2 separate regions of the Homo sapiens genome follow, and region 1 is linked to region 2. Evidence: read pairs that join two places in POLR2A ChIA-PET (ENCODE). Cell type or tissue: Caco-2. All regions are shown on one strand.

Evidence for each region. ChIA-PET counts read pairs that join two places held together with the same protein. Peaks named below come from ENCODE experiments on the same cell type or tissue, not always from the same donor. Only the 100,000 strongest peaks of a DNase experiment are listed, where the experiment ranks them.
Region 1: POLR2A ChIA-PET joins it to region 2 with 10 read pairs; 2 of 35 experiments call an interaction of 5 or more read pairs at or near these places.

What each region holds. Positions count from the first base shown.
Region 1 is chr18:22,222,431-22,224,930 of GRCh38, forward strand. All of the region lies in intron 2 of LOC105372017 (a long non-coding RNA gene), which reads left to right. Among named protein-coding and RNA genes, the nearest start is that of GATA6, 54 kb to the left of the region's middle. In Caco-2, no CTCF peak of the experiment used is centred here; a DNase peak (open chromatin) is centred at 1,451.
Region 2 is chr18:22,043,540-22,046,039 of GRCh38, forward strand. No RefSeq gene overlaps it. Among named protein-coding and RNA genes, the nearest start is that of LINC01900, 64 kb to the left of the region's middle. In Caco-2, no CTCF peak of the experiment used is centred here; DNase peaks (open chromatin) are centred at 1,092, 1,462 and 1,902; H3K4me3 peaks cover 1,518 bases.

The DNA.
Region 1 (2,500 bases), 180 kb after region 2:
CAGTGAGCCTTGATTGTGCCACTGTACTCTCACCTGGGCAAGTACAAAAACAAGAAGAAGAAGAGTGAAGAAGAGTGATAATAATAATAGTAACAGGCCAGGTGTGGTGGCTCATGCCTGTAATCCCAGCACTTTGGGAGGCCAAGGTGGGTGGATCACTTGAGGTCAGGAGTTCAAGACCAGCCTGGCCAACATGGCAAAACCCCATCTCTACTAAAAATACAAAAATTAGCTGGGCGTGGTGGCACATGCCTGTAATCCCAGCCACTGGGGAGGCTGAGGCCGGAGAATTGCTGGAACCTGGGAGGTGGAGGCTGCAGTGAGCCAAGATCATACCACTGCACTCCAGCCTGGGCAACAGAGTGAGACTCTGCCTTAATAATAATAATACTAATAGTAACAAAAAGGAGAGTAACAGTAGTTACGCTCAGGTCATTGAGTGCCAGCTCGGAACTGAACTTTGCATTCATTGTCCTCTTGAGTCCTGCAACGTAGGTTTGATCATCACATTGTTTTAGATCCAGCCATTGGCAGAGGTATGATTTGGCCCAATCCACTCACTTGAAAGCTCCCACTCCCTGTGGCCACTCCTTTAAAACAGAGCCTTGCTCCTCAAAATATGGTCTGATCACCTGCAGCGTGGGCATCCCCTGGGAGCTTGTTGGAGCAGCTCAGGCTCTGTCCCAGACCTATTCAAGCCAAATCTGGATTTAGCAAGACTCTCGAGGGATTTGTATTCAAGTAAAAGTTTGAGGAGCACTAGTTTAGATGATTCTGCTTTAGAAAAAACTTTCCCTACGCGTTAATACTTATCAAGTGTTCCCTTGCTTTATGGCTGAAGAAGGAAAGCATCACACTAAGGATGGAGAGAAGGCTGTCCTGGTTGGGGAGGGTGGAGTCCTTGCTCTACTGAGAGGGTGTGCATTTCTGAACCCTTGTTGCCTGTTTCTCTCCTTGAAAACTGAATATGTCATAGGATGTACAACACCAAGGGTGAGCCCTAACACGGACTATGGACTTTGGATTGTAACCAACGTAGCACTCTGGTGCAGGATGTGGGGATGCGGATAGTGGGTGGGGCTGTGCGTGCTGGGGGAACAAGGGGTCTGTGAGAGCTCCGTACTTTCTGCCCAATTTTGCTATGAACCTAAGACTGCCCTAAAAAATAAGGTGTATTCAAACCTGAACACACCTTAATGTATTCAGGCTGTGGGCCTTGCCGAAGATGGGACAGCTAGTAAGATAATGCCTGTTAAATTCTTTTTTAAAAAAATCATTTGGATAAAAGTGCTTTTGAAAGACAGGGTTTTGTCAAGTGCTATGATCTCATCATCTGGCAGCCCCGGCGGGCAAGGAGTCCAAGGGAAACCCAGGGCGTTGACAAGTGGGTGACTCAGGTGCCGGCCCTGCTGGCGGTGAGCAACTGCGGGGTTGGAACCCGTGGGAGGGGCAGGGAGATGTGCTGAGCTCCTTTCTGGCCAGTGCTGATGTCATCAAAGCCCCAGGGCTAAGGCTGTGCTTTCCACCTGCCCTCAGAAGCACCAGTACTCCTGGTTTCTTATTTATTTATTTTTTCTCTTCTCTCTGGTTTTCTGGGTTGTGTTTTCCCCTTTGTTCTTAAATAGTTAGTTGGGACCTGTGGTAGCTCTTTCAAGGGCTCTGCTAACACAGGACAGCCCTGGACCTTGGCTTATAGGGACTTTATATCCTCATTGTCAGTCCCTGGGGCAGTTAATATGCCTGAAACGCCCTCCACTCCCTCTTAAATGTGTGTGTGTGTGTGTGTGTGTGTGTGTTTGGTTTATTTAATACTATTCTGTAGCATAGGTAAAAGGCTTTAAAAAAACCTTTTCTGCTATCTCATTTGATTCTAAAGACAGTGTCTGGTCAATGGATGGGTGATGGTATTAGGAACACAGGCTGGGTGTCAATCATCCTCCAGTTAATGCAGAAAGAAGGATTCAGTGAGTGAAGTGACTTGCTTAAGGGCACACAGCTCTGTGCAGGTGGGCAACGTGGGAAGGCTCCCAGGGCTCTCCCTTACAAATCCCCAGGCATCTGGCTTCCTAAGCCTGAGGCCTTACTTGTCCTGCCTAAATACTACTAGGTCAGCAAAACTTGTTAGCCATAAAGAGAGAACACTAACCCTGTGTGTCACAGGGGATTCAGGATCAGGGTGGTAGAAACCAATAGGGCCATTTTTTCCTCTGGGCTGTGCTGTTTCTGCCAAGCACCTTCTTGTTTTTATCCATAATAAAAATAAGTGCTAAGTTTTTCATTTTACTTATTTTTTAGATTTTGGGTGTGTTGCCTAGGCTGGAGTGCAGTGGTGTGATCATTACTCACTGCCGTCTGCAGTCTTGACTTTCCAGGCTCGCTACAGCCTCCAGAGCAGCTGGGATTACAGGTGCACACCACCACAGCCGGCTAATTGTTTTTTTTTTTTTTTAGAGATGAGGTCTTGCTGTGTCACCCAGGCTGATCTTGAACTCCTGGCCTC
Region 2 (2,500 bases):
TGAAGTGCCGCTTCTGCTTATGGTTGTCCCTTCCCATCTATCCTGGTTCTGTTTATCCTGTCTCATATCTCTCAGGATAGTCAGGGCAGCTTCCCCTGTTCTCTTGCCACTGGCTCCAACAACCTGCCTGTCACACATTCTATCTTTTGCTTCTTCAAAATATCTCTAAGATTGACTCTTCCTTTCCTCTCTCCATCAAGTTCCATCTCCCGGGCTGATCCTGCTCCTCTGCGATACGTTCTGCAGATGGTCCTGTGTGGCCCAGTCTTCCAAATGCACCTCTTCAGGGATGCCCATCCTCAGTTAGAGAAACGTGAGTGACCTCGAGGCCCTGCAGGGGGTTCTTCCTTCTGACTCGGCATACTTATTTCTCACTGCACCCGAAAGGAAACCCCTCAATGCAGTTTTTAGAGCTGTCTCCAGTCCCCAGTCTCTTCCTGACCCTGCATTCCTGCACTGGCTGAGATAAACCTTTCTCCTCCTCACTTAATCTGCCACTTAATCTGCATCCTGCCATCCATGAGAGGACTCCAACCCAGGCTGAAGTCTCCTTCTTTGCTTGCATATTAAATGAGCCTGCCATTGCTGGGCATGTCTCTATCCTCTTGCTGGTTAAAATGGTGTTGCTTTCAGCCAAAAGCCTTTGAAAACTTCACAGAGCCATGTCATCTGTCACATACATTGCAAAGAGCAAAACTGGTCAAAGTTAAAGCAAATTTAGTCATTTAGCATAGGGTTGTTTTTGAATGATCCCAGGGATGTTAGTTTTGTCCCCCCACCTCCCAATTTGCTACTGCTGCTGGGGTGTCTGTGAGCCTCTCACAGCGTGTTATTTAGGGCTGGGCTCAGGGGCGGGGGGAGACGCTCACTACACACACGCTAATTGACTTATTGAGTTAGTCATTTGGTCTTTGACAAACATTTATTTACTGCCTACAGAGAAGGCTCAAGTCGATTTTTACTTATCTTCCCAAATGGCACCAAAATTCAACAAGAGCCACCCAACACCTAGGAAAGGACTTTGACCAATGAAAGCAACTTGAGAACAGGTTTTGCTGCCTTCAGCTCACCTTGAGCAGGGGCCAAGCTCAGTGCGTTGGGAAGAGGCACAAAGAGCTCACTTGCTGCATGCTGTTTGTTCAGAAATAGCCTTCCTGAAGCATGAGTCTATTGGTGAGAACTCAGCCTTACAAAGTCAACACAAGGCTTCTGGCTGATGCTCCAGGACACTGGGCTGCTGATGCCTTCCACGCAGATCCAGAACTTCTTGTCCTCTGGGTTCACAATTTCACAGCACAGGGAGTCAGTCCTGGCTTGGCCTCTCCCTCTCACAGACCTGTGGTCAGGGTTTGTGGCCAACTGTAGGGCTTCCTTAAGGGAAGGGGTTTGTAAACCCATTTCTCTAAGTGACCTCCCTGAGCTGCAGCCTTCGGGCTGGTTCTCTCCTCTCTGCATGGCTGTAGCTCTCTGGGGCTGAACATCCCAGTAGCCAAGTGGACAAGTAGACTCTGAGAGGTGGCTATTGAGGCAGAGTAAGGGACTAGTGGGAATCTCTATTGGCAACAGAAATGCAAACGTACCTTCAGGTCAGGTTTAAAGGCCTAGTCAATGATTACATATTTTTATTATTTACCTAGTAAAAATTCCCTTGAGAGGGAGAGAGAAAGAGGAGAGAAAGAAAGAGAGAGAGAGAGAGAGAGAGAGAGAGACAGGTGCTTGATTCTCCACCTCCAAATTTTAGGGTCTATTCAGAGCTTTTGTGGCCATGTGGGGACATCTGTGATCTCTGGCTTCTGGGCTGGGCTCACTCAGAGCAGGGCAATCCAATGGTAGGCCTAAGACTTGTAGACCTTAGCCTGGGAGAGGTTCTGCTTCAAGCAGAAAATGTGGAGCCACAGAGAGGCTGCAGCTCAACAAGGTAATTCTCCCAGCCTCCAGATGACAAAGGTTGCATTTACACCTGGCCAGGAGGTTTAATCATCTACCTTTTCCAAACACAGCAGGCTAACAACCGGCTGGGCCGAAAATCATAAATTAAAAAAAAAAAATCACCAATAAGAGACAGTACAACGGGAAGGAGGAGAAAAGTGGCTCAGTGTCCTTGCTCTAGAGGAGGAACCCCTAGGTTTAACCCCTAGTGGGACCCCTGGGTGGGGAGCCATGAGTGAAGGTCCCACGTGGGAGCCTTTGATGAGAGACTGAGCCAGTGTTCCCCACGCCAGCATGAACAGCACAGTTGCCACAAATCCCATGAAAAAATGGCCCCCTGTGGGCCAGGGTTGTCTGTCTCACCATGGCTGTGGAGAAAGAAGTCTCTGCCATTAAGATCTTCCCCTGGGGGCTTGCAGGGAGGACTGTGCCATGTTACCGGTTCTTTTATGTCTTTGCTTTCTTGTTAGAGACCAGGCTGTCTTTTTGTCACCAAATCAGGCAGACTGGCGTAGCAATTACATGCTTCCACCTCATGTCAGACTACCTGTGTTCAAATCTCAGCTCCATC